Linked DNA regions of Mus musculus: region 1 is linked to region 2. Evidence: chromatin contacts called from ENCODE Hi-C or POLR2A ChIA-PET data. All regions are on one chromosome and are shown on one strand. The core of a region is the stretch at or near the end of the contact, and the rest is flanking DNA. Distances in the headings are between cores, read along the strand shown. Region 1 overlaps Sgms1 (sphingomyelin synthase 1). Region 2 overlaps Sgms1 (sphingomyelin synthase 1).

What was found. Hi-C counts contacts between places; a loop is a spot of excess contacts on that map. ChIA-PET counts read pairs that join two places held with the same protein, here RNA polymerase II (POLR2A).
Region 1: POLR2A ChIA-PET joins it to region 2 with 17 read pairs in embryonic stem cell. The contact joins two enhancer-like sites. A Hi-C loop is called at or near these places in 1 of 37 maps with a recorded cell type or tissue (gastrocnemius). POLR2A ChIA-PET finds 5 or more read pairs at or near these places in 4 of 5 experiments (Patski and embryonic stem cell).

What each region holds. Positions count from the first base shown.
Region 1 is chr19:32,239,098-32,245,186 of GRCm38, reverse strand. The region is part of intron 4 of Sgms1 (sphingomyelin synthase 1); the gene reads left to right. Among named protein-coding and RNA genes, the nearest start is that of Asah2, 140 kb to the right of the region's middle. Within about 2 kb of position 2,817, at least 1 of the 3 ENCODE cell types and tissues checked has a DNase peak (open chromatin) inside an H3K27ac peak, as active enhancers do; it is gastrocnemius, where a contact is called at or near this core.
Region 2 is chr19:32,175,876-32,181,898 of GRCm38, reverse strand. All of the region lies in intron 5 of Sgms1 (sphingomyelin synthase 1), which reads left to right. Among named protein-coding and RNA genes, the nearest start is that of Asah2, 76 kb to the right of the region's middle. Within about 2 kb of position 3,516, at least 1 of the 3 ENCODE cell types and tissues checked has a DNase peak (open chromatin) inside an H3K27ac peak, as active enhancers do; it is gastrocnemius, where a contact is called at or near this core.

The sequences.
Region 1 (6,089 bases), core at 1,568-4,067, 64 kb before region 2:
TGTTAGGGGGTTGAAAGGGAGGAGGGAGAAGAAGGGTGGAGAAAGGTGGAAGAAAAAGGAACCCACGAAACAGCAAAAAGGTCAGGTGACACTTGTCACCACTTGTTATTGTCTGGGTTTGTTAATGGCTGTTCTTATGTGTGGGAGGCCGCTTCTGCCTGTGCTTTTGTCTCGCTTCACCTGATGCTTAGTGATGTTGAACATACATTCATGTACAGTTGACCATTTGCTTATCAGACGTCTGTGCAAGTGCACTGTGCTCTGTCTATTTTTGGTTATTTGGATTTTTCAGTGTTATATGCTAAGAGATCTTCACATTTGGCTGTCCATTTCTTTCAGATGTGTGGTTTGCAAATGCAGTCCATCTTTCACTCTGTTTATTGATTCCTTGCCATTTAACCCTGGTATGCTTTGCTTTGTTGGCTGGGCTCTTGGCATCATATCCAAGAGCTCCATTGGCAAATTGCTTGCCGTGAAGTCTTGTGCTTGTATTATTCTCTTCTAGGAATTTTAGTTTCAATTCTTACTTTTTACAACTCAAATCCATTTTGACTTAATTTTTGTAAATGGTAGAAGGTAAGAATCCAGACATTCTGTAGATTTTTAGGCTGGCTGCTATTTTGGAATCCTGTCCCTTAGTCCTGATGGAACCCTTGCTGGCTGTACCTCAGCTCCTCAATCTCTATTGTCACTCTGTCCTACCAGCACACACAGCACAATGCCCCTGGTGTCCCTTGTCTTCTGTGGGAAGGCTTCTGGGGTTCCTGACTGTATGGATTGTCATTATCATGATGCACTATTATTTTAAAGGAGACCTGGAGAAGAGGGGTCAGCTGTAATGGCCACCTACAATCTCAAAGTATGGCTTTGAAAAGTCACATTTGAAAGTCTTAAAAGAGCTACTCCAGAAATAATTTTCAAATCCATTTTTCTCTGTTGATTTTATTTACTTATTTTGTAATTCATCTTGTGGTGCTGGGAACTGAGCCCCAGGAACTTAGCCGTGCCCAGCAAGTCCTCCGCCCTGCAGCTCCATCTCCCAGCCTGTCCGCTTCTTTTTGGCACCCCTGACAGGTGACTGGTGCACTAGTACCCAGAGTAAACACTAGCAGTTTTACTCTCCAAATAGTATTTCATTTTCAAGGTAAGCTGAGACTTTTGTCATATGAAGCAAGGTGAGGCTTGGTGGAAATTTGAATGTATTATTTCCGTCTTGTTGAGATAAATCCATGGGGCTTTGGATTTATAGGTCGTCTGTTGTTTTTATTAAGAGGTGGTATGGTTTATATTACGTAAATGTAGATCTCTGCATTAACCTGAAGCTTTAACCGAATACTTTTACAGTGGCAAGAGGGGTCTAGGGTTTAACATTTTTGTCTCAGTATAGTTAGTTGGGACAGCTGCTTTTTTGCACCTCTGGTTTTAGTTATTGCAGGTGGAACATGATTTCTTTTCTCTTTTTCTTTCTTTCCTTTTTCCTTTCTTTCTTTGTATTGCCTTTGCTGCCCTGGAACTTGTTATGCTCAGCAAGCTGGTCGTGAACTTATAGAAATCTGCCTGTCTCTTTCCCACAAGTACTGGGAGTAAAGGTTTGCTCCACCATGATGGGCCAAACGTGATCTCTTAAAAGATGTTACAACTATCCAAAGTGGAGCATCTTTGTCCTTTGAGCTGTCTCTTCTCAGTACGCGTGGGTGTGATTGGGCAGTTGAGCGCACGCATGCCTGGCATCTGTGATGCTCTAGATTCCGTCCCTGGCACCCAGAGGGGAGGGGGAGTTAAGCCTGTTGTCATGTTCAGTAGACTGGTTATTTCAGTGCAAGGTTCAGGAATGGCGTCTTGATAATTTGTGATTGAGGCTTAGAATGGCCTTGCGTTTCACCATCGGCTTTAGATGAACCTCAAAAAGATTTAGAGCCTTATGGATTATAAAATGGGAGGGAAAGAGGAAGAGAGAAGCTGAGTGTTTAGTTACTTTTCTGTAGCTCTGGCTGTGCAGACCGGGACTAAGGCAACTTATAAAAGAAAGCATTTGATTGGGGGCTTGCTTACAGTTTGTGGAAACATGTGTAGGTAGGCAGCCCTGCCTGCTGAAACAGTAGCTGAGAGCTTACTTTTTTCTTCTCCTTCTTCAAGTTGGAGACAGAGATGGGCCTGGCCTGGGCTTTTGAAACCTCAAAGTTCACCCCTGTGACATAGCTCCAGCAAGGCCACACCTCCTAATCCTTCCTAAAGCAGTTCTGCCAACTAGGGACCTGACATTGAGTTTGTGGGAGCCATTCTCATTTAAACTTACCACAAGGGTTAAGGATTTAGTTTTTAATGAAGGAAAATGAATTATATGTGCTTTATGCTAATAAAAATGAAGGAAGTACAAAATCAAAAAGCTGAGACACAAGATGTGAGGTGTGGGGGAGGGGCTACTGCAGCTCTTTTTCAAGTTGTTTACCCTCATAATGCTGCTACTGTTACTGAGCCAGCCTCCTGCACGTGTAAGGTTAGGGTTAGCTTTGGGATTTTATGATGCAGTTTCAAAGTTAGCCTTAAACTGTCTGTCCCTTTGGTCTGAGATCACCTTTGAGTTCATAGGAGTGTACCATATTGTCTGGCTTGGAAACTTAGTACCTGACATGACCCTGGCTGAGAAACCAGCACACATGTAAAAGAGCCAGTTGCTGGATGTGAAACCGTAGCTGTCAGAGGTAACGAGGGAGAGCATGGCCTGAGCCTGCCATGCCTATCTGGATGACCCTGAGTCAGAGACAGGTGCTCAGTGGGCGTGGAGCCAGTCCTTTCCACAGGCCAGACAGTTGTTTTTCCTGGAATGTCACTCCTTAGCTCTGACTCAGCCTCTTTGATGGTCCTTCCGGTTGCCTGAGGGGACAAAAAGGAAAGCAGCAGTGATAAGCTTGACTCTGGCCAGGTGCTCTTGACAGGGAACTTCTGACTGGACACCTCACAGGCAACTTCTCTTGGGACAGAGCAGATGGTGTTGAACCTTGGCCAGTGGGTGCCCTCCAAATAGGCTTCCATTGGCTTTTGTACTTAACATGCTCGTCCCTGAGGCTGCCTCGGACCTGGTGGTAGGTGTGTTACCTGGACTGTACTCCATTGTCTGGAAATGGTACGGTGTGCTGCCTCCTTCTTTTGAGATTGGATTTTAAGACATCTGTTTAATTCTTGTGGAACTATACTTTTAAAATATGTGCTACTCCTATTTCAAACGGTCTTACTTTGTATCATATTAGGATTAAATATTAATACTTTCACCTTTTACTATTTTCATCGCTCTGCTGAGATTATTGTCATGAGAACTTATTTGAAATATACTCTGTTTCTGATGCAGGCTCTGCTGTGGTGGCTGCTGTCATTCTGACCTTGTCCAGCGTAAAGCTAGGGAAGCAGATGCTAGAGAGGAAAGGACGCGGTATTTTCTGGAGGTCTTATGTAGTTCACAAAAGTATCTCAGCAGATGAAGCCTTTTTAATAGAGGTCACATGGGACTGCAGCTTTCGCAAGGCCCCAGGGTGACACCCCAGTACTGTAGAGGTGACCAAATGGGAACAAACCCCAAGCCATCCACCCGGACGCCATGTGTGGACTCAGTGGCTGTCGGATCTCGCCGGAGGAGTTGTCCTGAGGCACTCAGACTTGAATCTTAGGAGCATGACATCCGTACTTTGTTGTCTTTGTTTAAAATGAGGGGACTCGTGATTTTAAAAGTCTTTGTGCTTAGGCTTCAGGCATGTTAAGGAGTTAGTAGTGGCTATCCATCCTGACAAATACTTTAACCATTTTTTCCCCTTCTACCTCCGGTATTGGGAATTGAACCCAGGCCCCTCTTTTATGCCAGTCGAGTACCTGGTCACGAAGCCACATCTTCGGTCCCACTGATAAATATTTAAAATCTTTACTAAAATCCTGGACTTAGGTATGGCAGGCCATTGAAAGGAACCAACCTGAGGCTTGAAGCCGTGGTGAACCTTGCCTGAGATCATGTGGTTAGAGGATGAAGGAGTCCATACTTGATGTTAGCTCTCTGACTTCACAGACTGGTCAACTCTGCCTCACTGGCTACACACAGCAGTGACATTAAGGAGGCAGCCTTACAGAGAATGTCCTTACATTTCACACCCACACAAGGGCATTCTGAAGCTCTGGTGACAGCATTCTCCTTGGAGAAGTGGTGGCTTCTATTGGCCCTGCTGCTTCCTTTTTGGGGGCGGGGGGGGGGGGCGGGGGGGGGCGGCGGCGCGGCATTTCAGATTTAGGTTAGAAGGTATGTCTGCTTGTGAGCTGTGTCCTCAGTGTAGGCTTCTCTGGATGGTGGCTGCAATTGGGTCAGCTTGTTTTTGTACTTGTGTCACATAGCAGGTTGGGACTGGAATTTGACCTCAGCATCCCACAGAGGAGGATGGTTCTACCATTCTTATACAAATTTCAGAATTCTAGCTTGTATACCTGTCCTTGGTCACAGTGAAATGCTGCTCTTCCACTCCTTACCACCCTCTCCCTCCTCTCCCTACTCCTGTTTCCTGTTAACTAATACATAACTGTTTTGAAACAGGCTATGCTTGCCCAGTGCCATGATGAGAGGCGTGCCCCACCAGTTTCAGTGCTTCCCTCTTTATCTGATTCTACATAAAAATCTGCCATGCGTGTCCTAAAGAAAATGGCACACACTTTTTATTCCCTGCACTCAGGAGGCAGGGGCAGGTGGGTCTCTGATTTTGAGGCTGGCTTAGCCAGTTCCAGGACAGCCAGGGCTACATAAAAAGTCCTTTTCTCATACTACCAGGAAACAAAATAAAAAGAAAATTAAAAAGCAGTACTTAGAAGTTGCCACTGGCAATAGTTTGGTATGGAGGCTTCTGTTCTTATTCCTGTGAATATGTATGCTTTTAAAAATAAGATACAAAATTAAAATCATTGTTTTATATATATGTGATCGTCCATATTTATTTTACCCAGTACAATGCATGCATTTCTGCCATAGGCTTAAATGTCCTTCTGTAATGAGCTTGTGGCAACAGTCTTCTCTGTAGATAACAGCATGGATGCATCGGCCTGGTGTTGGGCAGATATGATCCTCATTCACCCGAGGCCACGCTGGTGTGTATCAAGTGAGAGCTGGCCATCCACTAATCTTCATGTCTCTTTAAAGTAGTTAACAGTGGTTATTAATGATGGTCAAGAAAACCCATTTTTAGTCTCATTCTGTTATACATTATAACAGTTTCCCTGGAAGACCCTATATAAACAGGCAAGAACAGAAGAGTATTTGTTTGTTAAGCTAGGGTATTTTAGAACCTCTGTTTTCTTTCTTTGAAATAGGCAGCCTATCTATGACAAGTACCTGAGACCTCTCAATTCTTATTTTCAAGTGGTTTAGCCCTCTTGTTCACCATACTAGTTAATGAAAACTTTTCACGTTCTCCTTTGTTGACTAAATATTTGACACAGACTAGCCCTGGTTATTTAGACCAGTGGGCTGTACTTGGCCAAGGAAGCCCTGGACCTAACGAGAGTTCCTGTTCTAGGCCTTGGCTTAGGCACAGAGACCAGTGATCACCATAGACCAGAAGACAGAAAAGGAAACGGCCGAAATCTGTGGTCTGGGACTTGGCTCAGTGGGAGAAAGATAGTAAGCTCTATAACTAAGTAAAATGCCTGTGTGCATATATCTAATAAGAGTGCGGGGGGGGGGGGGGGGGAGAAGCAGGCGTGGTATGTACTGTGTGCGCATGCGTTTGTCTACATATACGTTCTCGTGTGAAGTAGGGAGTCCCTGAAGTGGTGAGTGAGAAGGGACCATCCAGCTATGGGTGTGGCCGAGGAGCTGAGCCTGCTTACATTTGGGGTAAGGGCATTCTAGTCAAAAGGTTTAGGAAGTACCAAGTTCCTGAGACTTCAAAGGATGCATGCAAGCCAAGCTGGCCCAAGCGTAACCATGCCAGAATCTGCATGCTTTTCAAGTCGTTTTAAAAGGAATTGTTCTTCATTCCAGAAAGGTTTCCAGTACCTGGGAAGTCTTATACATTATAAGTGATGAAAACTTGGCTGTGTTGGCTCTCAGACCAAAGTAATGG
Region 2 (6,023 bases), core at 2,267-4,766:
CTGGGCCGCCTTCTCTTCAGCAGTGCAGCGTGATGACCTAAAGTCTTTGATAATTCCACATTACAAAACACATTTAATAATTTCAGTGTCTACTGGAGAAAATGTTTTTATTACAAATCTTTGAGTCTTTGTTATGCGAGGTTGTTGTGATTTCCGTGGTTAATAAGTGTGTTTCTGGATCTTGACCTTAAGCAGGCCATGATGGCACACACTTTTAATCCTACACCTGAGAGGCTGAGTCAGGCTTGGAGCCTCACTTTGAAACCCAGCCTGAACTTCATAGTGAGTCCCTGGCTTAAAACAACACGGAAAAGAACAAAAAGAAAAGGGGAGGAAGGGAGGTTGACCTTTGCCTCTGATTTGTGGGCATTCCGAGTTTTGTAGCGACACAAAGCGCTGTGTGCCAGGATATTGTGCAATAGCAGACAGTGGCACTTCATTTACTAGCATGTGACTCTCGGGAGCATTCGATAGAACTCAGTGCCCTGGGAAGCCCTGAGTGACAAGCTTATGCACTTTAGTTTTGTAAGACCAGACTATTTCAGGGGTTGTTGTTGAGAAGTGTAGCTCAGATCTGTCTGCTAAATTTAGCTTGTCACTTCACTGGGTCTTGCCTCTCACTTTCTGCCTATCACGCTGGATGAGCGCATACGTGCAGAGAGCTTTCTGGAGTGGAGTAGGTAGATAACGTGTTCGAGTGTAGTTTTATTTGGGGAAGGCACCACCTTTAGGACATCCATTTTTTTATAGCCTTTATTGATTATGAAAGTAATATGCTTATTACAAAATTTGAACTGTGAAATTATGCAGAATAAAGTCAGAAGAGATATTAGGACATAGACTCAAATCCTTGCTTTCTGTACATATGTATCTAAGATATATTACCCCCAAAGCAGGGCCGTGCTGGGCATGATGGCACATGCCTTTAATCCTAGCACTCATGAGACAAAGGTAGAAGGTTCTCTGTGAGTTTGAGACCAGGCCAGTGTTACATGGTGAGACCCTATCTTGTAAAGCCAAGCCAGCCAACAAACGAGCGAAGCATAACTGTAGTGTGTAGGACACTTGCTGAATCTAAGCTTCATTAAAACTTACAATATGGAACACCACAGGCACTTTCCATGTCCCTAATCATTTCCCAAGAAAGCAACTCGTACACAAGAGTACTAATTCTGTTCCAATTCCAGAACTAGACTATTTTCCAAGACTGGCTGGAGCCAACCGAAACCCACGGGTCAGAAGTCATATATAATCCCAGTTCTTAATTCACAAGATTCTTCCATGTTAAAGTTACCAGGAGAAAATATATGTGATTGTACATAGACAGTCTGTCTGATTTTTGTCTTGTTGTTTCAACTTCAGTTGAGTCAGGAAAGGTTTTGGAAAAGGAAAAGAAAACAAATTACCTTCCTGAACTTGAGTTTTCTGACCGCGGTGCAGAGGAGCTGAGGTCGTGAAGGGACTAGGGGGAAGTTGGACGTAGGAAACTGGGGAGGTGAAGGAACAGGGTGCCCAAAGCACTGGGTCCTTCTGACCATGCAACAAGGAATGCTAAAACTACCCAGCTGACTGGGAGTTTCATTATCTCCCGAACCACCTGTCTCCCTTCTTCAGTGCCCTCTGGCCCCAGAAAGGGGAAATGGTAGGAACGGCCAAGGGTGGAGCGGGCAAGCTCTCCTCGGTAAGGTAAACTATTCACAGAGCCTGCCCTGGTCAGCCGTGGCTGGATTCTTTTCTCTCTCTCTCCTTGGCTCATTTGCTGGTTATAGTTCATTTTACAAAGAAAACACTTTTCTTTTAGTGGTGAAGTTAAACTTTACCTCAGCCCTCCAACCCAGCCCCTCTTTGGCTGCAGACCAAAGCTGGGGCCTTTGCTTGATAGGCAAGTGTCTCCCACTCAGCTAAATTTCCCAACCCCAGATTGCAGCAATCTAACAGTAGTTACTAGTATACAATCTAGTAGTAGTTACTAGTGTACAATCTAGCAGGAGTTACTAGTGTACAGTCTAGTAGGAGTTAGTTACTTTCTCACTTCTATAACAGTATACCCGACAGAGACAACTTAAAAGGGTGGGAGCCAGGGCCAGGATATAACACATAAGAATTCCCCCTCCAGTAGCTACTTCCCCTATAGACCTTGTTCCCTAAAGGGATCAAGGGCCAAGGCCTTTAAACACGGGAGCCTGTGGAATGCATGACACATGCATACCATAGCAGTGGTGGTGGGAATTCACAGCGGTGATGGACGCTGTCTATTTGTAGAACATTCATCATTTCAAACTGAAAACTGCTAACTCTTCAGATAATGAGGAAAAGCAGGTTCTTAATGCCAAGAGCAATTTAAGCTGAAATGAGCTGAAAATAGTAAGAGAAATAACATACAGTCGCCGTGCACTGTCTCTTCTTTCTGCTGTCTGCCCACTGTCTCACTGAAGCACAAGAGATATGGGATATTTCACTGTGGCGGAGAGGAGCTCCCAGCAGCCCCTGCAGCACTTCCCTGCATTGAGAACATTTCCCTCCTGAGTGGTCCTGCAAACAGTGTTCTTAGTCAGTGCCTCCTATACCACACAGGACTTAGTCTTACTGGTGTATTATTTGTGTATGTGCTGTGTGTCCTCGAGTGGAAGCCAGAAGTTAGAGTGGAGTGTCTCTCATAACCTCTCTTCACGGAGTGCTAAGGCTTCAAACATAGATCCTTCTGCTTGTGTGACGAGCTCTTTGCCAGCTGAGCTATTTACCCCGGCATCTAGGTCTTAAAATCTCAGTTAAATATTTGTCTCATGTCCCTTCGTTTCGATAGGAAGACCAGTACACTCAACACCTTGAACGAAGCTCAGAGTAAATGCTAGTAAGTAAATCTCGGTGTTGACGTTTCCGGGAGGCGGCATGTTAATATTTGGGCACTGAGTTCTGAATGGTCTCTGAGCCATTCATGCCTCAGTCCAATGCAGCCTCTCATAGTGTCCAGGTTGGGGCTGGGGCAAGTAGGTGACAGCAGGAAGGTTTCTACACTGAGTCTCATGACCTTAGAGGAGCCTTAGTATCACAGACAAACTAAGAACTTCAGGCATCTTTCTAGTCTGGGTTTTTAGAAACCAGCTGCAGATTGGTCAGGCCATGTCAGACTCTTTTCTAGAGCTCATGGTTGCTGTCTTTAACTGCGTTTACAATATTAGGAAATGTTTTCTGTTGTTGTTTCTGGTTTGATTTTTCAAGATAGGTTTTCACTGTGTATTCCTGCTGTCCTGGAACTCACTGTATACCAGGCTGACCTCCAGCTCAACCGATCACCACCTGCCTCTGCCTCCTGAGTGCTGGGATTAAAGGCTTGTGCCTCCACAGCCATCAGGGTAGGTTTGGTTTTGGTTTTGTTCTAAATCTGTATTCTAGAAACCTGAGTCTCCATGTGTAGGAACAAACCTGAAGAGTCCATCTGTGTGCTCTGCTAGATCTTGGTGACTTGCCGAGTCTTTCTGAAGAGCACTGGAGTGTTGGCACTTAGGAAAGTCTCAGGGCTCCAGAGGGAAGGAGCTTGCCCCCTGGACTGGTAGCGAAAATGTCTGCTGTGGTCTTAAGGGAGGCAGCTGTTCACCATCTTCCTTGATGCCCTGCCAAGACTACTGGTATTAACAGGGTTTATCCAGTGTCCCAGCAACAGAGATTTCCAAGAAGATGGGCTATGGTAAGCCCATGGCAGCCTGACACTGTTCCAGGTGGCCACTCACATTTAAAGGGACATATCACCCTGGACTTGAATCCTTAGGCAATTCTTGTTCTGTTTTCCCTCTTTCTGCTTTCCCTCTGTGTTCCAGCTCTCACTTTTTTCAAAGACTAGCATGGCATCTAGTTGTGACATATAAATCCTGTGTAAAAAGCTAGAATTCTGTGTTCTCTCCCATTGTCTACCCATCTTCCTACAAGAATCTCTATGTTTCTGGACATGTACATATATAAATGTAAGTATATATGTCTACTTATCTGTGCTAAGAAAACACATCTTAAAATGAACCCTATGACAGGTTGCTGTGTGTAAGTCATGCTACATTCATTCAAATGACATGTATTCCATGGTGAAGGGGCACCTTCTATTGCTAGACCACAGCAGTGGATTGTAATGAAATGGATGAAATACTTGAGGAAAAACTCTCTTAAAAATAGTGCAGCCATGAACATTCTGTGGTTATATGTGTGCACATGCATGTGCCTGTGTGTGTGTGTGTGTGTGTGTGTGTGTGTGTGTGTGTGTGTGTGTGTGTGTTTGAGACAGCGTCTTGCCATGTACCCCAAACTGGCCTGAAATTCATTTTGTAAGCCAGGCTAGCTTCCAACTTTCCAATAATTAAGAAATAAAACATCTGAGCCTGGCAGTGGTGGTGCATGCCTTTAATCCCTGCCCTTGGGAGGCAGAGGCAGGCAGATTTCTGAGTTCAAGACCAGTCTGGTCTACAGAGTGAGTTCCAGGACAGCCAGGGCTACACAGAGAAACCCCTGTCTCGAAAAACAAACAAAAAAACAAAAAAGCAAAAAAAAAAAAAAAAAAACAAGAAGAAGAAGAAAGAAGAAATAATAAAAAATCGGAAGCATAAACATTATTAAAGATTTGGATGAATGGCACTAGGCACATGCTCAGGGGTAGAGCAAGTCCCTGTCATACTCAGGTTCCCCGAGGTCTGTCACAGCCCTTAAGACCTTGCCTTCCTTGCATGATGTTTGGCTGTTGCTTTAATTTACACTGGACACAGACTTAATCTGCTTTTTCACACATTGATTCATTCCATTCCATATGCCCTACTTCCAAGTAGGACTTGCTTATTACATAAGATATAATTCCCCTCTTCCTTAGTTAGAACTTGCTTTCCTTATGGATGCATAGTGTTTAGTACACTGTTGAGCACAGAAACCTTGGGGATACTTTGTTAGCTTCGCGTGCAGTGTGCTATTCTGGCATTCTTGTGGGTACTTGTTTGGTGTCTAGTAGCTCTTAGGTGGGAGCTGAGGTAGTTAAAAGATCTGTTCAGACTCACTCGACACTAGTAACAACTCGCCATATGTATTCATCCAGCCTTCGGATAGTAAGAGCCTTTTCTGGGCAAACTGCTGTGCTGCTCAGCTGAAAATTGCGTGTTAGAGTGGCGTACTTACGAATGAGACCGTCTGATTAGTAAATGGTGTGTATTCCCTGGGCTTTGTTAAACAGTTCAGCCCTTGCTGCTGGGATTGGCTGTAAAGGGAGAGACTGGCCTGGGTCAGATTTTCTGGCATTGTCGGTGTCAAGACCCTGCTTGCTTGCCAGCTCCGTGCTCATACAGAGAACATGCAGTTTACTAGCTAGATTGTTTATAGTGTGTGATGACTTAAAACGCTTAGTTGTGGTTCTTGCTTTAAATGAAATAAGTGAAGTAGGCTTCTTATTTTTTTTCCTGCTTATCTCTTTCTGGTGTGCACCGGGTTTGAAATGGTTGGTTTTTGGGGGGTGGAGGGGCTATCTGGCTTTACAGAGGAAAAAATGTGAGAAAAGAATTCAGAAAGACACAGAAATGACTCCACTATCACATGAGAGACTCTTCTGGGGAAGATATGGGCGTGTGAGCACCCGTGTCCTTATGTGGGGCAGGTGAGAGATGGGCAGTGTGAGGCCATGGACAGTGTAAAGGCAGAATGATCAGACCACAAGCTGAATAGCATCATGGGATGCCAAAAGGCAGCGCATGCTTGCGAGGCAGTGAGTAGATCTTTCTCCATAGCTGAGAGGAAGAGGGGCAAGAATTAGGATGGCCCACAGTCACCTCTAATCCCCACACTGAGGATAACTTCCTGTTTCAAAGCCATCCAGTTTGTGTTATTTGTTATAGCAGCCACAGAAAAGGCAGACACCAGCCAGGGCCCATCAAATCTCAACCTATTTCACGTCAACCCAGAGTCACACAAAGAAAGGGGGCTTCTATAACAAAAACACAAACGTGGACCAGGAAATTCTTGGCATGGTGGTGTATGCCCATAGTCTCTACTGCTTGGAAAGC